2 separate regions of the Homo sapiens genome follow, and region 2 is linked to region 1. Evidence: read pairs that join two places in POLR2A ChIA-PET (ENCODE). Cell type or tissue: PC-9. All regions are shown on one strand. Links, peaks and the distances in the headings refer to the core of each region. The heading gives the core; the rest is flanking DNA. Region 1 overlaps TLE2 (TLE family member 2, transcriptional corepressor). Region 2 overlaps NFIC (nuclear factor I C).

Evidence for each region. Peaks named below come from ENCODE experiments on the same cell type or tissue, not always from the same donor. Only the 100,000 strongest peaks of a DNase experiment are listed, where the experiment ranks them.
Region 2: POLR2A ChIA-PET joins it to region 1 with 5 read pairs; 2 of 35 experiments call an interaction of 5 or more read pairs at or near these places.

Annotation. Positions count from the first base shown.
Region 1 is chr19:3,014,274-3,025,563 of GRCh38, forward strand. TLE2 (TLE family member 2, transcriptional corepressor) reads right to left here. Exons shown (of 20, transcript NM_003260.5): 5 at 10,747-10,809; 6 at 5,426-5,500; 7 at 5,010-5,190; 8 at 3,567-3,586; 9 at 1,380-1,487; 10 at 297-341. Among named protein-coding and RNA genes, the nearest start is that of TLE2, 9.4 kb to the right of the region's middle. In PC-9, for the core only: no CTCF peak of the experiment used is centred there; a DNase peak (open chromatin) is centred at 8,658.
Region 2 is chr19:3,436,251-3,447,540 of GRCh38, forward strand. All of the region lies in intron 6 of NFIC (nuclear factor I C), which reads left to right. Among named protein-coding and RNA genes, the nearest start is that of SMIM24, 39 kb to the right of the region's middle. RefSeq lists an enhancer at 9,059-9,600. In PC-9, for the core only: a CTCF peak has its summit at 4,052 (motif pointing left); no DNase peak of the experiment used is centred there.

The sequences.
Region 1 (11,290 bases), core at 6,999-10,998:
ATATAAAGGCTTGGTTTTATTTTCCCATTGAACAGATGGGGAAAAGTGAGGCCAGGGAAGGGGGTGTCACTGCCCACAAATCACTCAGTGAACCTGGGCTTGAAGTCACTCCCTGTGCAGTGGAGAGGAGGTCGGCCAGAGGTGTCCCGGAGTCCCTGACGCTTCCTGACCCCATCCCAGCTGTCCCACAGAGCGGGGAACCAGGATCCCCACTACCTCTGGGTCCTCCCAGTCCAGAAAACCCACCCCTTGCTCTGTGCCCAGAGTCGGGGAAGAGGCTGGACCCCTGGACTCACCTCGTCCACCACCAGATTGTAATCACTCTTGTCTTCGTCGCTTTCCTGGGGGAAGATGGGGGAGAGAGCTCATTGTGGTCATGCCCCTGCCTCCACACCCCCTATCCGCTCCTCAGGAGTTGGAGGCATGAGCCCAGCCAGCCCTGGGGCATGACTGGGATTCTCAGACCACTGCACCCGTTTGCTCATAGCAGAAGGGAAGGCTGCACGTGCCCGCATCCGGGAAGGATGTGGGGAGGCAGGGCAGGTGGGCACCTTGTGGAGAGGACTTTGAAGGATGTGGACTACATGAGTGCCCTGTGTGACTCCCGGCCCTCTCAGGCCTCAGTTTACCCCTCTGCATGGTGAGGGGAGAGCCAGAGACCAGCAATCATCCTTACCGCCTTCATAAAGACTCCGCCTTAATAAATAAATAAATAAAATTCATTGCCAAAGAAAATAAGACTCCACCTTAATAAATAAATAAATAAATAAATAAAATTCATTGCCAAAAAAAAAAAAAAAAAGCTATTAGGTAAAAAGGAAGATTTAAGGCTTCTCTGAGAAACAGCAATATTGGCCCACCCTGAGCCTGCCAGTCTCCGGGGATCAAGTTGCAGCTGCCCCTGTAGGTGGGAGAAGGGGCTCCCCAGCTGGCCACAGCCCCATTCCCCACATTCGGCCTGGCCCCTGGGATGCTAGAGTTGGAAACTACAAGTGTGCAGCCGTCTGGCAATGAGAGGAGGTCCCAGCCTCTAGGAGGTGGTCAGGGAAGGCTTCTTGTAGGAGGTGGCACTTTGTTTCTTGATAGAAAAATGGGTTTCTAAAACATGTGTGTTCTAGGGAAAGAAAACAGCTGGAGCAAAAGCTAGAGGGTGGGAAAATGGCTGTACGGCCAAGAGGCCGCAGAGACTTCAAGCAACTGGAGTTAAGCCTTGCATTACAGGATCTCCTCTGATTGGTCAGTACTCTGAGTAGTAGGGAGCTATGGGAGGCTCCGGAGTGAGAGAATTATGGCCAGAGCTGGGCTCTGGAAGGCTCTGAGGGGCCAGGCTGGTCTGGGCCATGCACGCCCATCCCAGTCCTGCACCTGCCCCCACTCACATAAGGTCCTGATGGCTCCTTCTCATCTGCTCTCTGCTTCCCGCCACCACCAGGGCCACTCGGTCGCTCCTCCTCCACGAGACTCTCAGGGGGCGAGGGAGATGCACTCTGCGGAGAGACAAAGGCCGGGGGGAGAAAGGGTCAGGGCCCTGGGCTCCTAGATTGCATTGTGATCCAGCCGAGACTGAGGGTCCCCCACCATTATTAGGGTCCGGACCTCAAGCTTCCCATCTGGGAAATGGGAGCTTCCAACGGCTGACTCAGTGCTAAGGTTTTGTTCTCTCTTCTGTTTTGTTTTGTTTTTGACGGAGTCTTGCTCTGCTGCCCAGGCTGGAGTGCAGTGGAGCCATCTCGGCCCACTGAGACCCCCGCCTCCCGGGTTCAAGCGATCCTCCTGCCTCAGCCTCCCCAGTAGCTGGGATTACAGGCGCCACCACCACGCCCAGCTAATTTTTGTATTTTTAATAGAGACAGGGTTTCGCCATGTTGGCCAGGCCTATCTCGAACTCCTGACCTCAGGTGATCCACCTGCCTCGGCCTCCCAAAGTGCTGGGATTACAGGCATGAGCCACCGCAACCAGCGCCTTACTTCTTCTGCAACCTCTCTGACATCTATAATTATTTCAAAATTAAACCATTTTGGCCGGGCGCAGTGGCTCACGCCTATAATCCCAGCACTTTGGGAGGCCGAGGCGGGCGGATCACAAGGTCAGGAGATTGAGACCATCCTGGCTAACACGGTGAAACCCCGTCTCTACTAAAAATACAAAAAAAAAAAAAAAAAAAAATTAGCCGGGCATGGTGGCGGGCACTTGTAGTCCCAGCTACTTGGGAGACTGAGGCAGGAGAATCACTTGAACCCAGGAGGCGGAGCTTACAGTGAGCCGAGATTGCACCACTGCGCTCCAGCCTGGGCGACAGGGCAAGACTCAGTCTCAAAAAAAAAAAAAAAAAATTAAACCATTTTTTGAAAAACTTACTGACACAGCTCACATGACATTTCTGTTGGGGAGCACCCACAGATATTGCTGAACGGCTGATGGCTAGGCGAACGGAAGTGAGGATGGGAAGAAGGGTCCAAGGTCATGCATTCATTTATTTAATTACCCGAAAAAAGCTGGAGGTTGAAATTTTTTTTTCTTTTGAGATGGAGTCTCGCTCTGTCGCCCAAGCTGGAGTGCAGTGGCGCAATCTCGGCTCACTGCAACCTCCGCCTCCCGGGTTCACGCCATTCTTCTGCCTCAGCCTCCAGAGTAGCTGGGATTACAGGCGCCCACCACCACACCCAGCTAATTTTGTATTTTTAGTAGAGATATGGTTTCGCCATGTTGGCCAAGCTGGTCTCGAACTCCTGACCTCAAGTGATCCACCCACCTTGGCCTCCCAAAGTACTGGGGTTTTAAACACTACAGCCTTCTGGGTATCTCCCACACAGAAAGGCTTCAGGAAACCGGGCTATGGATCTTGTTTTTTTATTGTTGTGGTTGCTGTTGTTTGTTTTTTGAGACAGAGTCTCATACTGTCGCACAGGCTGGAGTGCGGTGGTGCAATCTCGGCTCACTGCAACCTCTGTCTCCCAGGTCCAAGTGATTCTCCTGCCTTGACCTCCCGAGTAGCTGGGATTACAGGCACCCGCCGCCACGTTTGGCTAATTTTTGAATTTTTAGTAGAGACAGGGTTTTGCCATGTTGGCCAGGCTGCTTTTGAACTCCTGGCCTCAAGTGATCTGCCCACCTTGGCCTCCCAAAGTGCTGGGATTACAGGCACGCACCTGGCCTGGTTTTTTTTTTTCTTTCTTTCTTTTTTTTTTTTTTTTGAGACAGGGTCTTACTCTGTCACCCAGGTTGGAGTGCAGTGGCACGATCACAGCTCCCTTCAGCCTTGGCCTTCTGGGCTCAAGTGATCCTCCCACCTCAGGCTCCCGAGTAGCTGACACAACAGGCATGGACCACCACACCCAGCCAACTTTTTGTATTTTTCTGTAGAGACGGGGTTTTGCCATGTTGCTCAGCTGGTCTCAAACTCCTGGCCTCAAATGATTCTCCTACCTCTGCCTACCAAAGTGCTGGGATCAAAGGCGTGAGCCACCATGATCGACCTAGGTCTCATTCTGAGGCCCCCATCAGCTCAGAACCAGCGTTGGCCTCCCAAGAATATAAAAAGAGTCCCAGGGTGCCACTCACTTACCCTGCTCGGGGCTCTCTCCACTGACAGATTGGGAATGGGATAAAGAGAAAGAAGGAGAAAGAATGAGGCGTTTGTATCCACGGCGCCAGAGGGTACAGCCCTCCAGTTTATAAAGCCCCCCGCCCCCACCACCCCACTCAGAGTCTCTCTACCCTTCCAACACCCTTGCAAGTGGTGGATTATCCCTCCCCTGCATTCAGATCAATGCCCAGAGAGGGATAGTGACTTGCCTCAAGACACACAGCCCATTGGGGGTGATGTTGAACCCCAGGGCCTTGCAGCCGCTCTCATTGATCCCCTCACACTTTACGAGTTGGGGTCTTGCTCTGTTGCCCAGGCTGGAGTGCAGTGGCCCAGTCACAGTTCACTGCAGCCTCGAGTTCCCGGGCTCAAGTGATTGTCCCATCTCAGCCTCCCGAGTAGCTGGGACTCCAGGGGCATGCCACCATGCTTGGCATTTATTTATTTATTTATTTATTTATGAATGAGACAGAGTCTCACTCTGTCGCCCAGGCTGGACTTGGCTCACTGCAACCTCTGCCTCCCAGGTTCAAGCAATTCTCTTGCCTCAGCCTCCCGAGTAGCTCAGATTACAGGCACCCACCACCATGCCCAGCTAATTTTTGTATTTTTAGTAGAGACAAGGTTTCACCACGTTGACCAGGCTGGTCTCAAACTCCTGACCTCAGGTGATCTGCCCGCCTCGGTCTCCCAGAGTGCTGGGATTACAGGCGTGAACCACCGTGCCTGGCTATCTATTTTTATTTATTTATTTATTTATTTTAATTTTTTTGAGACAGAGTCTCACTCTCTCACTCAGGCTGGAGTACAGTGGCACAATCTTGGCTCACTGCAACCTCCGCCTCCCAGGTTCAAGCGATTCTCCTGCCTCAGCCTCCCGAGTAGCTGAGATTACAGGCACCCGCCACCACTCCTGCCTAATTTTTTTTGTATTTTTAGTAGAGATGGGGTTTTCCCATGTTGGCCAGGCTGCTCTCGAACTCCTGGCCTCAGGTGATCCAGCCACCTCGGCCTCCCAAAGTGCTGGGATTACAGGCATAAGCCACCATGCCCAGCCTGTGCTTGACTAATTTTTAAATTTTTCATAGAGATGGCGTCTTGCTATGTTGCTTGGGCTGGCCTCTAACTCCCGGCCTCAAGTGATCCTCCTGCCTCGGCCTCCTAAGTACCTGGGAATACAGGTGTGCACCATCCCACCCAGCAAATTTTTAAATTTTTGTAGAGACGGGGTCTCGCTCTGTTGCCCAGGCTGGTCATGAACTCCTGGGCTCAAGCGATCCTCCCGCCTCGGCCTCCCAAATTGTTGGGATTATAGGCATGAGCCACTTCATCCCCTCACGCTGATGTTTGCTACCCTGGACTGCCAGTCGTCCTCCCCAGCCCCGTCTCCCCAGCCAATGCCACCCCGTGCTGCCCACTCACCTCTGGACCCCTCGGCCTCCACGCCCGCACGGTCCTCCTTGACAGCCGCCGCCAGCTGAGCCTGGGCAGCCAGGGCTCCAGACAGAGCAAGCAGCCCCGTAGCACTGCCGCCCACCAGCCCGGCTGGGCGGGGGGTGAGGGGCACAGGGGGTGCGTGGTGGGACAGCGGCTGGAGCTGCTGCTGCTAGAAAGGAGGCAGGATGGGCCGGGGCGGGGGGCGGCAGGAGCCCAGCGGTCCCCAGCCCAAGAGGTAGACACAGGGGATGGGACCTAAGCACAGCATGTGCCCCTGGGGTTCCCAGGACCACTGGAGCCAAGGCCCACACACCACCCCAGCTTTAACACCTCCTGGGTGGGTGCCAGGGACCTGGGAGTGGGCGTCTCCCCATGGCGGGGCAGGGGCTAGAGAGACTCACCCCGATGAGGCTGTTCAGCTCCCCCACGGTGACCTGCTTGGCGCGTTCTACGGCCTGGAGCACCTGCTGCTGATGCTGGCGGGTGGAAGGGATCAGGTAGAGGGTACATTGAGCCCCTGCTCATGCTAGCGGTGCCCTTGGGGACCTGACCTCTCCCCGCCACCCTCTCATCTTTGCCCCGGTACTTCCCATTTCTCTTTTATCTTTTTCCCTCTCACTCTCTCCCTTTCCTTTTGGAATTTTGAAATAAGCACACGGAGAAAGAAACCAAACCTAAGTGCAGGTAGAATAGTTACAAATCAGGCCGGGCATGGTGGCTCACGCCTGGAATCCCAGCGCTTTGGAAGGCTGAGGTGGGCAGATCACCTGAGGCCAGGAGTTCGAGACCAGCCTGGCCAACATGGTGAAACACCTGTAATCCCAGCTACTCAGGAGGCTGAGGCAGGAGAATCGCTTGAACCCGGGAGGTGGAGGTTGCAGTGAGCCGAGATCGTGCCAATGCATTCCAGCCTGGGTGACAGAGCGAGACTCTGTCTCAAGAAAAAATATATATATATTACAAATCACAGTCTCTCCTTTGGAGCATCGAAGAACCAAAGACATCTGGGGCTGGATTGTTCTCTGGGGCGGGGCTGTTCCAGGCACTACAAGGAGCCGAGCAGCATCCCTGGCCTCCACCCACTCCATGCCAGGGGCACCCCCAGTTGTGACAACCACAGACGTCTCCTGGTGGTAAAACTACCCCCAAGAAAAAAAAAACACTGTGATAAATCGGCACCATGGACCCTTCTCCTAGGTTAAGGAACAGAAAGTACCAGACTCCAGGGGCCCCCTACACTCCCTGCCATCAGAACACCCTCCCTCCTCCACCTTCATGACAATAATTTCTTTGTTTTTCTGTATAATTCTGCCTCCTACGATCGCCTTCCTAAACCTGCGTGGATTTGTCCGTTTTCAACTACGTTGTGGGCTCATTCTCTGAGTTCTCTTTGGCATCTGGCCTCTCAGCATAACATTTTAAGCTTCTTCCATGATGTGGTGGGTGGCGGCAGCATATTCAGCTTTCAGAGCTGTGGGACTCTGCTGCGAGAAAATGTTATATCTGAGCCGGGCGCGGCGGCTCATGCCTGTAATCACAGCACTTTGGGAGGCCAAGGCAGGTGGATCACTTGAGGTCAGGAGTTCAAGACCAGCCTGGCCAACATGGTGAAACCCTATCTCTACTAAAAATACAAAAAAAATTAGCCAGACGTGGCGGCGGGTGCCTATAATACCAGCTACTCGTGAGGCTGACACAGGAGAATCACTTGAACCCAAGAGGCACAGGTTGCAGTGAGCCAAGATTGCACCACTGCACTCCAGCCTGGGAGACAGAGTGAGACCCAGTCTCAAAAAAAAAAAAAAAAAAAAAAAAAAGGGGGGGGGGTGCTGAGCGTGGTGACTCACACCTGTAATCCCAGCACTTTGGGAGGCTGAGGCAGGTGGATCACGAGATCAGGAGTTCGAGACCAACCTGACCAAGATGGTGAAACCCCATCTCTACTAAAAATACAAAAATTAGTCAGGCATGGTGGCATGCACCTGTAATCCCAGCTACTCGGGAGGCTGGGGCAGGAGAAACACTTGAACCCGGGAGTTAGAGATTGCAGTGAGCCAAGATCGTGCCATGCACTCCCGCCTGGGTGACAGAGCGAGACTCAGTCTCAAAAAAAAAAGAAAGAAAGAAAATGTTGTATTTTTGCTGTTCCACACAGAAGCCACTGGCCATGTGTGTGGCCACCAGGCATTTGACATGTGGCTGGTGCAACTGATGAATAGAATGATTAATTTTATTAAATTTAAGTGAATACAAGTTTAAATATAAAATAAATTTAATAGGCTTATTTTTATTTTTACTTTTTTGAGACGTAGTCTCACTCTGTTGCCCAGGCTGGAGTGCAATGGCATGCTCTTGGCTCACTGCAACCTCCGCCTCCCAGGTTCAAACAATTCTCCTGCCTCAGCCTCCCAAGTAGGTGAGATTACAGGTGCGCACCACCACACCCAACTAATTTTCATACTTTTAGTAGAGACGGGGTTTCACCATGTTGACCAGGCTGGTCTTGAACTCCTGATCTCAAGTGATTTGCCCCCCTCAGCCTCCCAAAGTGCTGGTATTACAGGTGTGAGCCACTGCGCCCAGCCTAAATATAAATTTAAATATAAAATTAACTTAATAGATTTCAGGTCGGGCGCAGTGGCTCATGCCTGTAATCCCAGTACTTTAGGATGCTGGAGTGGGAGGATTACGCTAGTCCAGGAGTTTGAGACCAGCCTGGGCAACATGGTGAGACTCCCTCTCTGTTACATTATACATATATACTTATTTAAGCCGGAGTCTCACTCTGTCGCACAGGCTGGAATGCAGTGGCGTGATCTCGGTTCACGCTAACCTCCGCCTCCCAGGTTCAAGCAATTCTCCTGCCTCAGCCTCCCGAGTAGCTGGGATTACAGGCACCTGCCACCACACCCAGCTAATTTTTGTAAAAAAAAATTTTTTTAGGCCAGGTGCGGTGGCTCACGCGTGTAATCCCAGCATTTTGGGAGGCCGAGCCAGATGGATCACCTGAGGTCAGTAGTTCAAGACCAGCCTGGCCAACATGGTGAAACCACCCCCCCACCCCATCTACAAAAATACAAAAACTAGCCGGCATGATGGTGGGTGCCTGTAATCCCAACTACTCGGGAGGCTGAGGTGGAAGAATCGCTTGAACCCAGGAGGCAGAGATTGCAGTGAGCTGAGATCGTGCCATTGCACTCCAGCCCGGGCGACAGAGCAAGACTCTGTCTCAAAAAAAAAAAAAATTTTTTTAAGGAAAAAAATAATAGATTTAAATATTATTAATAGTTAACCTAAGTGTAAATGATCACACGGGGCTGGTGACTGCCGTGTAGGATAGCGGAACAGTAGTATATTCCACTGTATGCACTCTGAGGCTGCTTGTGTATACACGCTCCTGAAGACAGACATCTGGGCTGTCTCCACCAAGGAGGTATCAGGATGCGGATACAGAGCTCCCATGGGGGTGCACCTGTGTGTGGGTGTGTGTAGGATGGGTTGGAAGACTTTCTAGAAAGGGCCAGAGAGTGAAAACATTTTCCCTCTGCAGGCCAGAGGTCTCTGTTGCAACTACCAAACTCTGTCACTGTAATGGGAAAGCTGCTGGAAATGATATGTACATGAGTGGGCGTGGCTATGTCAATAAAACTTTATTTGCAAAAACAAGTGGAGGGGTGGAGCTGGCCCTCGAGCTGCAGTTTGCTAATTCCTGGAAATGTGTGCCTTACTCATTCCTTTCAACAGTCATTTTACCTAATCTTTTTTTTTTTTTTTTGAGACAGAATCTCGCTGTGTTGCCCAGGCTGGAGTGCAATGGTGCGAACTCGGCTCACTGCAACCTCCACCCCCCGGGTTCAAGCAATTCTCCTGCCTCAGCCTCCCGAGTAGCTGGGACTAGCCCAGCTAATTTTTGTATTTTTAGTAGAAATGAGGTTTCACCATACTGGCCAGGTGGGTCTCAAACTCCTGACCTCATGACCCGCACGCCTTGGCCTCCCAAAGTGCTGGGATTACAGGCGTGAGCCACTGGGCTCGGCCTACCTAAACTTCTTGCGGCTCTTGCCTTTCTCTAGACCACCTCGTCCCCACTTTCCGCTGCAGATGCTCTTTATGTTCTGTGTCTACACAGGACCTCTCCCCACCCCAAGCTTCCAGAAATCTCAGACTCAGTGGAATCTGAACAAACTGAGCATCTCCCCTCTGGGTTTGGTCCTCAAGGCATCAAGGATCCTCCCAGTGTATCCACTCTGAAGTAGAACTATCTTTCACGTCTCTCTGAAGAGAGAACGTACCACACAGAAACAGGGACAGTGCAGGCTGGGTACAGTGGCTCACACCTGTAAACCCAACACTCGGAGCCTGACACGGGCGGATTGCTTGAGTCCGGGGGTTCGAGACCAGCCCGGGCAACATAGGGAGACCCGTCTCTACTAAAAATACAAAAATTAGCCGGGCGTGGTGGTGCACGCCTGTAATCCCAGCTACTCAGGAGGCTGAGGCATGAGAATCGCTTGCACCCAGGAGGTGGAGGTTGCAGTCAGCCAAGATCATGCCACTGCACTCCAGCCTGGGTAACAGAGCAAGAATCCATCACACACACACACACACACAAAAGAAAAGAAAAAGAAAAAAGAAACAGGGACTGTGCAAAGGTACTGAGGATGAAAGGAACCTGGGGCACTCTCAGAAGAGCTAACTTTTTTTTTTTTTTTTTTTGAGATGGAGTCTAACTCTCTCACCCAGGCTGGAGTGCAGCGGCGCAATCTCTGCTCACTGCAACCCCCGCCTCCTGAGTTCAAGCAATTCTATTCTCCTGCCTCAGCCTCCCGAGTAGCTGGGATTACAGGCAAACACCACCATGCCCGGCTAATTTTTTTTTTTAAGTTTTAGCAGAGACAGGGTTTCACCATGTTGGACAGGCTGGTCTCGAACTCCTGACCTCTGGTGATCCACCTGCCTCAGCCTCCCAAAATGCTGGGATTACAGGCAGGAGCCACCGCACCTGGCCGAATTACAGTCCATTTTAACCATTTGTAAGTGCACAGCTCAGCAGCATAAAGCACACACACGGTTGTGCAGCCATCCCCAGCACCATCTCCAGAATTTTCCCATCTTCCCAAACTGAATTTCTGTCCCCATAAAACTCTCACTCCCCGTCCCCTCCCCAACCCCTGGCACCCCCCATTCTGCTTTCTGTCTCAGTGAACCTGACGACCCTGGGACCTCCTAGGAGTGGATCACCCAGTGTTTGTCCCTCAGTGACTTCTTCTAGCAAGACGGTAGGGTTAACTTTCATCAGGTGCTGAGTAAGCGTACCCATCATCTCCAGCACCCTGGGTGTATGAGCTCATCTCAACTTCACACCTACGCTACTGAAAAAACAGAGACAAGTGTCCTGCCTGAGGCCACACAGCCAGGATTCAGACCCAGGCAGCCAACTTGCAGGGCTTGAGGGGGTCAGCTCTATGCCTTGCTTCCCATCAAGGGGGAAAACAGCCCCCAGTCCTCACCCTCAGCCAACACCTCCCTCCATCCCTGCAGCCCCTGCCCCAGCGGGATGCCTGGCCTCAGGGCTGCGGGACTACTGCAGTGAAAATGGTCTCTATCCGTGCTGCAGGCTACGCGGCAGAATCAGTGCCTGGGGCGTCCTCGCCCAGACCTACCCCCTCCCGTCTTCTTCCGGCTCCCTTCCCCTCCTCCCCCCACCCCCAGGCCCACTCACCTCCTGGGTCAGGAAGGGGATAATCTGAGCGCAGATACCGCTCAGACGCTTCACAATCTCCGCCTGGCAGGAAGCAATGAGAGGAAGCTTGGAGCGGGGTAGAGATTTGCAACCCAGCTCTGGACTCCCAGGCGGACCAGGTGTTGGCAAAGCCGAAGGGTTGGGGAGGTGACGCCCGCAGGTGCACAGAGGGAACTCAGGCTAGCATGGCATGGGCCGAGGTGGGATTCAGAGCCCCACCAGGCTGCGTGCTCAGCTGAGCGAGGCCCAGGGTGGCCTGGAGCTGGGAAGACCAGGGCTGAGGTCCTACGAGTCACAGATACACCACCCGCCAGACGCACACCCGCCAGGGATTTGCAGGAGGCAGACGCTCAGACACCCAACTCAGACGCAGACACTCAGAGGTGCTGGGCTCAGCTGAAACAAAGGAAAGGGGCCTCCGCCTGGAGTCCCAGATTCCAGCCCCGGCTTGGCCCACGTCTGTCCCAGGCAAGGCCCCTTTCTTGGTCTCCTCCGCTTCCCAGGACTGATCTACCAGCTGGGG
Region 2 (11,290 bases), core at 3,250-7,249, 420 kb after region 1:
CCTCCTGCCTCAGCCTCCCAAGTATCGGACTGCAGGTGCATACTGCCATGCGCCGTTAATTTTTTTTTTTTTTTTTTTTTTTTTTTTGGTAGAGATGGGGTCTCACTATGTTGCCTAAGCTGGTCTTGAACTCCTGAGTTCAAGTGTGATCTTTCCTCCTGCCTCGTCCTCCCAAAGTGCTGGGATTCCAGGTGTGAGCCACCATGCCGGGCCCCTCTTATTTTTTTTTAATTTTTGTTTTTTGAGATGGAGTCTTGCTCTGTCACCCAGGCTGGAGTGCAGTGGCGAGATCTTGGCTCACTGCAACCCTTCCTCCTGAGTTCAAGCAATTCTCCTGCCTCAGCCTCCCAAGTAGCTGGGATTACAGGCACCCACCACCACACCCGGCTAATCTTTATATTTTTAGTAGAGACAGTGTTTCACCATGTTGGCCAGTCTGGTCTCAAACTCCTGACCTCAGGTGATCCACCCACCTCGGCCTCCCAAAGTGCTGGGATGACAGGTGTGAGCCACTGCTCCCGGCCACCTGTAGGATTTTTAGAAGCAGTATAACATTAGGATTAAGAGGTCAGATTCAGGCATTGGAGAGACCTGGGTTCAGATCCCAGCCCTGCCCGTGTCTAGCTCTGTGTGCTGTGTAACCTGGGGCACATCACTTAACTTCTCTAAGCCTCAGTTTCTTCATCTCCACAATGGGGGTGATGTGAATAATGTTCTTTGGGAGCTACAGGAGGAGGAAGGGTAGGATGTGCGTGAAGCAACCGTCTGGCCCATGCGACATACCCGGGAAACGGGAGGTCACTGTCATCCACGTCTTTATAACATTCCTGTCTCTGACCAGGCTCGGTGGCTCACGCCTGTAATCCCAGCACTTTGGGAGGCCGAGGCAGGCGGATCACGAGGTCAGGAGATCGAGACCATCCCGGCTAACACAGTGAAACCCCGTCTCTACTAAAAATACAAAAAAAATAGCCGGGCGTGGCGGCGGGTGCCTGTAGTCCCAGCTACTCAGGAGGCTGAGGCAGGAGAATGGCATGAACCCGGGAGGCGGAGCTTGCAGTGAGCTGAGATGGCGCCACTGCACTCCAGCCTGGGTGACAGAGCGAGACTCCGTCTCAAAAAAAAAAAAAAATTCCTGTCTCTTTCCGGCACTCGGACGCATCTAGTTGTGACATTTCAGGTGCCAAGGCCCCTCCCTTCCACAGTGTGGGCTCCCAGAGCAGGAACATTCCTAAAGGGTCTCCATCCCTCAGGGGACCTGTCTCAGTATTTATGAGGTTCTTTTTTTGTTTGTTTGTTGTTTTTGTTTTGAGATGGAGTCTTGCTTGTTTTGAGAGATCACGCCAGTGCACGCCAGCCTGGGCAACAGAACGAGACTATGTCTCAAAAAAAAAAAAAGAAAAAAAAAGTCACTTCTGTTTCGTTTTTTTTGTTTTTTGTTTTTTGTTTTTTTTTTGAGACGGAGTTTCGCTCTTATCACCCAGGCTGGAGTGCAGTGGTGCAATCTCGGCTCCACCTCCTGGGTTCAAGTGATTCTCCTGCCTCAGCCTCCCGAGTAGCTGGGACTACAGGCGGGCACCACCACAACCAGCTAATTTTTGTATTTTTAGTAGAGACGGTTTTTACTATGTTGGCCAGGCTGGTCTTGAACTCCTGACCTCAAGTGATCCGCCAACCTCAAGTGATCCGCCCATCTCAGCCTCCCAAAGTGCTGGCATTACAGGTGTGAGCCACCGCACCCAGCCGTGACTTCTCATTAACTCTGTAATTGATGAGGCTGTCAGAATGTAAACTGCACGCTAATTAAAGTGAAAGACCACCTTTGCGATGAGCCAAAGCAACCCTGAGAGGAAAAATTGTAGCTTTAAGTCTATTTATTAGGAGAGGAGAAAGGTGGAAAATAAAGAATCTAGCTTTCAACAGAGAAAACTCAAAAAGAAAACATTTTAAGCTCTGGAGCTCAGTCTGACTTTTCTGCCCGGCTGCTCACTGGCAACCCCTTCCACTGGGGAAGGAGGTGGTAGCAATGGGGGGAGGACAAAGAGGAAGCCCCCACCAGCTTCTGCTCTGTGATTGGGAATCGCAGAGCTAGCAGGGAATGTCAGAGGAGGTCTGTGCTCCTGCAGCTTCCACTTGATTACCTCAGGGGATGGCAAACTCACTCCCTCCTGAGGGTTTCTTTTTTTTTTTTTTTTTTTTCTTTTTGAGACAGAGTCTCGCTCTGTCGCCCAGGCTGGAGTGCAGTGGCGCCATCTCAGCTCACTGCAAGCTCCGCTTCCCGGGTTCACGCCATTCTCCTGCCTCAGCCTCCCGAGTAGCTGGGACTACAGGCACCCACTACCACGCCCGGCTAATTTTTTCTATTTTCAGTAGAGACGGGGTTTCACCGTGTTAGCCAGGATGGTCTCGATCTCCTGACCTCGTGATCCGCCCATCTCGGCCTCCCAAAGTGCTGGGATTACAGGCGTGAGCCACCGCACCCGGCCTCCTCCTGAGGGTTTCATCCTCAGTGTAAAGCCCTCCTGTGTGCTGGCCCTACCTGAGGCCCTGGGGACACAGAGATGATCCAACCCACTCTTGTCCCTACCTTCCAGGGGCTAACAGCCTAGTGAGGGAGATGGGTTTTTATCCAGGTGACTACAGCCCAGAGGAGGAGGCACAGAAGACAGTCAGGGGGAACAAGAGGACCCTGATAGAACTTGGAAGAAAAGGGAGGACCTCCCCGAGGAGGAGAATCAGGCTGACAGAGCAGTGAGGAGCTCGGGCAACTGGCTTCTCTGCTTCTCCAGCTGTGTGACATTTGGCAGGTTCCTTAACCTCTCTGCCCCTCAATTTCCTCTGCTATACGATCAGGTTGCTGGCCGGGTGCAGTGGCTTACAACTGTAATCCTAGCAATATGGCAAGACCCCATCTCTACTTAAAAAAAAAAAAAAAATAGCATCACATAGTGGTGTACACCTGTAGTCCCAGCTCCTTGGGAGGCTGAGGTGAGAGGATTGCTTAAGACGGGAGGTCAAAGCTGCCCTGAGCTATGATCATACCACTGCACTCCATCCGGGGCAACAGAGAAAGACCCTGTCTCAAAAAAAAAAAAAAAAAAAAAAAAAAAAAAAAAAAAAAAAAAGGCTCACCTGTAATCCCAGCACTTTGGGAGGCCGAGGCAGGCGGATCACCTGAGGTCAGGAGTTCGAGACCAGCCTGGCCAACAGGGTGAAACCCCATCATTACTAAAAACACAAAATTAGCCGGGTGTGGTGGTGGGCACCTGTAATCCCAGCTACTCGGGAGGCTGAGGCAGGAGAATCACTTGAACCTGGGAGGCGGAGGGTGCAGTGAGCCGAGATTGTGCCATTACACTCCAGCCTGGGCAACAAGAGCGAAACTCCATCTCAAAAAACTCTGCCTTGATATCCCAGTGAAGAGAAAACACTGGAAGAATTTTTTTTTTTTTTTTTTTGTCAGAGTCTTGCTCTGTCGCCCAGGCTGGAGTGCAGTGGTGTGATCTCGGCTCACTGCAAGCTCCGCCTCCCGGGTTCATGCCATTCTCCTGCCTCAGCCTCCCGAATAGCTGGGACTACAGGCACCCACCACCATGCCCGGCTAATTTTTTGTATTTTTAGTAGAGACGGGGTTTCACCGTGTTAGCCAGGATGGTCTCGATCTCCTGACTTCGTGATCTGCCCGCCTCGGCCTCCCAAAGTGCTGGGATTACAGGCGTGAGCCACCGCGCCCGGCCAAACACTGGAAGAATTTTAACACCCGTGGCCCAGGGCTGGACTTTACGTAAAGCACGCACCTGGGGCGTGAGAGCCGGGTTTATTATTAATTCGCGGCTAAGCTACAACCGGGATGATTTAAGTGGATTTATCCGCAGGGAAGATGATGGGAGGGCATTCCCAGCAGGGAGAATCGTGGTTTGAGGAGTTGCACTGTGGATGTTTGGGGCCAGACCATCCTCTGGGGCGGGGCTGTCTTGGGCACTGTTGGGTGCTGTGCAGAGTTCATGGCCTCCACCCACTCCGTGTCAGGAGCACCCCCCAGTGGTGACAACCGTAAATGTCCCCAGACCTGGCCAAATGTCTCTTGCGGGCAGAATCTCCCCTATAATATAGCCAGAGGCATATGCAAAGCACCTAAACGGAGTGGGGAGAAGGTGCGTGACCCCTGGTCTGGGCCACTCTTTTTTTTTTTTTTGAGACGGAATCTCTCTCTGTCGCTCGCCCAGGCTGGGGTGCAATGCGCGATCTTGACTCACTGCAAGCTCTGCCTCCCAGGTTCAAGCGATTCTCGTGCCTCAGCCTCCCGAATAGCTAGGATTACAGGTGCCCGCCACCACGGCTGGCTAATTTTTGTATTTTTAGCGGAGGCGGGTTTTCACCATGTTGGCCAGTCTGGTCTGGAACTCCTGACCTCAGGAGTTCCACCACACCCGGCTAATTTTGTGTTTTTAGTAATGATGGGGTTTCACCCTGTTGGCCAGGCTGCTCTCGAACTCCTGACCTCAGGTGATCCGCCCGCCTCGGCCTCCCAAAGTGCTGGGATTACAGGCGTGAGCCACTGCGCCTGGCCTTTTTTGTTTTGTTTTGTTTTGTTTTTCCCAAATAGTGACTTGCTCTGTCGCCCAGGATGGAGTGCAGTGGTGCGATCAGCGCCCACTGGGCTCATGCCATCCTCCTTCCTCAGCCTCCCAAGTAGCTGGGACTATGGGCACTTGCCAACACACCTGGCTATTTTTTGTACTTTTTGTAGAGACAGAGTTCCCTGTGTTGCCCAGGCTGGTCTTAAACTCCTGGGCTCATCCTCCTGCCTCTGCTTCCCACAGTGTTGGGATGGCAGGTGTGAGCCACCACACCCGGCTGGCCGCTTTTTCTCTATGTCCCTTCCCAACATTTTAGTCCCAGACAGCCCTGCGGAGGTGCCTGGCAGGCACCTCATTTTGCAGAGGGAAACCCTGAGGCTCAAAGAGGTGACATCACCTGCTCCAGGTCACCCCAGCGGCAAGCGGGTGCACAGGGACACGGAACCACGTGGCCGTTCCCAGCGGCCCCACTCAGGGTACCTCGCTCTCTTTGTTTTATGGGGCATCTGTGATGTCCTAAGCCGGGTTATTTCCCCTCCCGGCAACACTCTGTGAGATCAGGGCTGCCCCTGGCCATCAGTTGACAAGTGGGGAAACTGAGGCCCAAAGGTCCCACAGCAAAGAAGGGGCAGAGCCCCGAGCTTATGCCCAGTGCTTCCTGGGCCTCTCCCCATCGCTGTGGCCTGCATCGGTAAACATTTCGCAGCCTCTGAAGTCCCAAGGGGGACGCCTCAGAACAGGCCTGGCCCCTGGGCTGGAGCAGGGTTCCTGAGGTTCCCAGTGGGGCCCAGCTGTAACCTCATTGGTGGACCGAGGCAAGGGCCAGAGGGGCCCAAGGGAAGGGCCAGAGGGGCCGGGGGCACAGGAAGGGCCGGAGGGGCTGGGGGCACGGGGAGGGCCAGGCTTATTGTTGCAGCCTGCAAGGCTGTCCCAAGCCGGGTGCCTCCGCAGAGGGAGGACACAAAACAGGAACCCAGGCAGGCAGGGTCTCTCCCGAAGGTGCCCTTGGCCCCTGGCCACCACCCTGGGATGCTCCTCCTCCTCCTCGGCATCCTCCCCCCACCCTTCCCTGCCCTTTCCAGCTTCCTGTCTAGACAGCCCCCAATTAGCCACTCATTAAGGGGGTTAAGCTGATTAGAGCAGCTCTCCCTTCCTCTGGCGGACTCGGGGCCTTTTCTCCCGGGCAGTGCTCAGCCAGTCCCCAACCCTGAGGCTCACAGAGGCCTGGGGGGATCATGCCAGCCCGATGCCAGGCAAGACCCCCACCCCACACCTCCAGGCCCCACATTCCAGCCTCTAGGCTTTGCCCGCTTGGGGCCTGGGCCAGGCCCTTTCTCCTGGCCGCCTCCACCCGAGGCCTCCCTGCTTACGCGGCTGCGTGGGGTGGAGGGAAGGTGCCTTGGAGCAGCCCCCACTGTGCTTTGTTTTTGCTGCTTGTGTAGCTCCCCCTTGAAGGCGACAAAGGTCCCGTCCACAGGCGGTTATTACACAGGGCGGGGCAGGCAGCCCCCATCCATTCCTCTCCTCTGTCACCCCAGGCTTCCCATCCCTTTTTTTTTTTTTTTTTTGAGTCAGAATCTCACTCTGTTGCCCAGGCTGGAGTGCAGTGGCATGATCTCGGCTCACTGCAGCCTCTGCCTTCCAGATTCAAGCAATTCTTCTGCTTCAGCCTCGCAAATAGCTGGGACTGGGACTACAGGCGCCTGCCACCATGACCAGCTAATTTGTGTATTTTTAGTAGAGATGGAGTTTCACCATGTTGGCCAGGCTGGTCTCAAACTCCTGACCTCAAGTGATCCGCCCGCCTCGGCCTCCCACAGTGCTAGGATGACAGGTGTGAGCCACCGAGCCCAGCCCGCCCATCCCTTTTTTTAACCCCAGGGTGGAGGCTAGTGCAACGTGGCCTGGGGAGGGACAGAGTTGGGTTCCAACTCCACCTCCACCCCCCCTTGGCTCTATGGCCTTAGGCGAGTGACGTCCCCCATCAGGCCTCAGCCTCCACATCTGTGAAATGGGCGCAGCTCCTGTAAGCTCTGCACGGGGCAGCTGTGAGGACCACATTAAGAGAGGAGGCTAGTGCCTTCACAGAAGGTCCTCACCCAGGGCGATGCTGCCCCACCCCCAGGGACACTGGCCGGTGTCTAGGGACATCTGTGGTTGTCACAACTGGGAGAGCTCTTGACATGGAGTGGGTCGAGGCCAGGGATGCTGCTTAGCACCCTGCAGTGCCCAGGACAGCCCCTCCCCAGGGAACGAGCCAGCCCCAATGTCTACAGTGCTGAGGCTGAGAAACCTGTATTAATTATGTAGAAAAAAATTGAGGCTGAGTGTGGTGGCTCACACCTGTAATCCCAGCACTTTGGGAGGCCAAGGCTGGAGGATCGCTTGAGCCTAGTAGTTTGATAACATAGGGAAACCCTGTCTCTACAAAAAAATACCAAATTAGCTGCATGTGGTGGCGTGTGCCTGTAGTCCCAGCTACTCGAGAGGCTGAGGTTGGGAGGATCGCTTGAGCCCAGGAGGTCAAGGCTGCAGTAAGCTATGATTGCACCAGTGCACTCCAGTCTGGGCAACAGCGTGAGACCCTATCTCAAAAAAAAAAAAAGAAAAAGAAAAAAGTCTGCCCCCTGCTCACAACGGAATAAACTCCTAGTGTGGCAGACGGTGTGTAAACCAGGGGGACCCCCAGCTCCTGGGACTCACCTCCTCTCTCCCTCCCCACTCAAGGTGTGGATTTCAATGTGTGCAGCCTCCTGGGACCTCTGCAGGGCAGAGGATCATGGGACGCAGAGGATCATGGGACGCAGAGTCTCTTGGGGGTCCATGGAATCCTCTAAGACAGAGGATTTTACCTATGGGTGATCCTGACCCCAGAGGACACTGGGTGACATCTGGGGACCTGTGTGGTTGTCACGACTGCAGGGTGGTCCTGGCATGGATTGGGTCCAGGGACACCGCTTAGCACCCTGCAGTGCTCAGGATGGCCCCACCCTAGAGAATGATCCGGTCCCAAATGTCCACAGGGCCCAGAGGAGACCTTGGTGCACTGTCAACGCCCCGTGGTCACTGCTGTCCTCATCAGATTCATGCCCTGCATCGGGGCCTCTGTCCACTCCACACACTCTGTGTAGGGCCCCTCCTGACCCCGGACCCTAGAGACCCAGCCAGAGTGGGCCTTGGCCCCCTGGGGGAGCCGGCATTTCAGTGGGAGATGGGCTTGTTTGTTGAGCAAACAAATGGCTGCTCCGACGGGGTGATGAGGGCCTTTTGTCAAATACAAAGAGGAGGTCAGATGGGCGTGTGTGACAAATGGCTGCTCCGACGGGGTGATGAGGGCCTTTTGTCAAATAGAGGAGGTCAGATGGGCGTGTGTGACAAATGGCTGCTCCGTCGGGGTGATGAGGGCCTTTTGTCAAATACAGAGAGGAGGTCAGATGGGCGTGTGTGTTAAACAGACAGGAAGAAGCTCTGATGGGGGAGCCCTCGGGCCTGCGTCCTCCTCACAGTCAATATTCTCAGATGGGGCATTCAGGATGCCGGGAGGGGCGTATGGATGTGTTCCCTGAGAGGAAAGATGGCCACTGAGATGGGCGGGGGACGCACATGCCCGCTGGCTGAACAGGGAGGTCCCACAGGGGTCCCAGGCATGCCTGCTGAACAGACAGAGGATGCTTGGAGGCGGGGTGCAGAGTCAGTGTCCGTAGAGCCTGCCGGGAGCGTGCCGGCTTATTCTTTCTCGCGGTGCCTGAGCTGCGCTCCCCCCTCCTTCCTGCCCTGCCCTGGCTGCCGCTGGCCCCATCTCAGGAAGCTCTAGCGGTGCCTGCAGGGATGTGGCGGCCGGGGGTGGAGTCTGAGCCAGACTATTTCCATCCAGGACAAGCGGTTCTAGGAAATCCTCCTAAATGAGCGTCTGACAACCCTAACCTCGTTCCCGCCGTGGCCCTGCGCTTGCAGGGAGCTGCCAGCCCCTGCACACACACACACACGCTTGCACACACGCATGCATGCTCATACATATATGCACGCACGTGCACAGGCGTGCACACATGTATGCATGCATGCTTGCAGACCTGTACGTGTGCGTGCAAGCACACATACATAGACATGAACATGCATGTGCAGGCATACACATACATGCATATATTCACGTGCACACGCATGTGCGCATTCACACACATAGACACGTGCACAGGCATACACATACACAGATATGAACGTGCATGTACAGGCATACATATGCAGGCGTGCACACGTCCACATATGCTCACATGCGTACACACACATGCACAGACATGCACACATGCATGCAGCTGTGCACATGCGTGCAGGCATACACACATACATGCACGCACACACATGCATGTATTCACATGCACACACACACGTGCACAGGCATACACATGCACACACACGTGCCGACAAGACCAGCCTGGCCTCCCCGGCTCCAGGCCACCCTCATTCCTGCCACATCCTCCTGCCCTGGAAAAGCCCGGGCCTGGCTGCTGGGGCCCAGCTTGGTCACAGACTTCATGGCATCCCACTGGGCAGTGGGGCCTCTCTGGGTGGCTCAGCCTCGATGTCCGAGGCCTCAGGAGTGTTCCCCCTTGAGTGTTCACAGGCTGGGCATGAGTGGAGGTGTCATCCTTCCTGCCCCCCATGTGGGTGTCCTGGGTGCCCGCCTCCTCCAGAGCCGGGTGTTCCCGGGTCCCTGGGAACTGCTGACCTGCTTCTGGGGTGTGTCCCAGTGACACCTTCACTCCTCACAGCATGGTGTGTGCAGGGCCATGGGGACAGCTGGTTCCATAACCACAAAAGCAGATGAAGAGCTGCATGTCCCCCCACAGCTGGGTCCTGGATCTGGGCTCCCCCTGGGCTGCAGCCATCAGAGAGGACGGAAGTTCCCTGAGTGGTAACCCCGTTCAGGGAAGGATGCAGCGATGCTGGGAGGATGGAGGAGGTGGGGACAGGACTGGGGAGGGCCTGTACCACACAGATGCCTGCAGGTGCCTATGGAACCACCAGCAGGAGACCCAAGACACGGTGACATCCTCACCGTTTCTCATCAGGGCATCACCCGGGGACAGCAGGTCACATCTGGGGACATCCGTGGTTGTCCCCACTGAGGGGCGCTCTTGGCACGGAGTGGGTGGAGGCCAGGGGTGCTGCTCAGCGCCCTGCAGTGCCCAGGACAGCTCCCTACAGAGACCGATCTGGCCCCCACATCAGCAGTGCTGAGACTGAGAAATCCTGCGTGAATTATTTGGAAAATATTGAGTTACGTCACTGCTCACACCAGACACCAGAAGAAGCTCCTGACAGGGCAGACGGTAGAAACCAGGGGGACCCCAGCTCCTGGGATTCACCTCCTCTCTCCCTCCTCACTCCGTGTGGATTTCAGTGTGTGCAGCCTCCTGGGACCACAGCAGGGCAGAGGATCATGGGACATAGTCTCGTGGAGGGTCCATGGGATCCCCTAACCCAGAGGGTCTCACCCACACGTGATTCTTGCCCAGGGTACTTTTGGTGATGTCTGGGGACATCTGTGGTTGTTACAACCGGGGGTGCTCCTGGCATGAAGTGGGTGGTGGCCAGGGACTCTGCTCAGCACCCTGCAGTGCCCAGGAGGGCCCCACCCCAGAGAATGATCCAGCCCCAGTGTCCACAGTGCCTGTCTGAGAGACCCTGGAGGTAAGGAACTCCAAGGGCCAGGTCGAAGGGAAGCTAAACTCATCACCCTGTTTGGATGGTCTCAGTAGATATGTTTTACCTTAAAAGAAATGTAAAAATCCTTTCTAAAAATTCGGCTCCCCAGGGCACGCCTCCCTGAGATTCCATTTCCAGGGATAGGGTAGGGCCCAGGACACTGCATTTCTCAGGCAAGATGTGATCCTTAGCCCTCACTTGAAAAAGCTTCTCTGGGGCCAGGCACTGTGGCTCACGCCTGTAATCCCAGCACTTTGAGAGACCAAGGCAAGAGGATCCCTTGAGCCCAGGAGTTTGAGACCAGCCTGGGCAACATAGCAAGACCCCATCTCTAAAAAAAAAATTGCCTGGACATGATGGTGCATGCCTGTGGTCCCACCTACCTGGGAGGCTGAGGTGGGAGGATCACTTAAGCCCAGGAGGTTGAGGCTGCAGTGAGCCATGATCGTGCCTCTGCACTCTAGCCTGGGTGACAAATAACTCGGCTGGGTGCAGTGGCTCACGCCTATAATCCCAGCACTTTGGGAGGCCGAGGTGGGTGGATCACCTGAGGCCAGGAGTTTGAGACCAGCCTGGCCAACATGGTGAAACCCCATCTCTACTAAAAATACAAAAATGACCCGGGCGTGGTGGTGGGCGCCTGTAATCCCAGCTACTCGGGAGGCTGAGGCAGTAGAATCGCTTGAACCTGGGAGGCGGAGGTTGCAGCGAGCCGAGATCACGCCATTGCACTCCAGCCAGGGCGACAGAGGGAGACTCTATCTCAAAAAAAAAAAAAAAAAAAAGACACAGCCCCAGAAGGCCAGGCATTTCGGCTCCAGAGCTGGGACTCCACCCCAGCCTCCTGGAAATACCCAAAATGGCCCTCTTTGGGGCTCTGTGTTCCCACTTCATTTTGAAGACAGGGTGAAAGTGTCAAGGGGCACCGTGTCATCTCCCCACTCACCCCAAATAGCAGCAGCAGCGGCTCCTGCAGTAGCTAACATTCTTCCAGCTGGGTGGCTGAC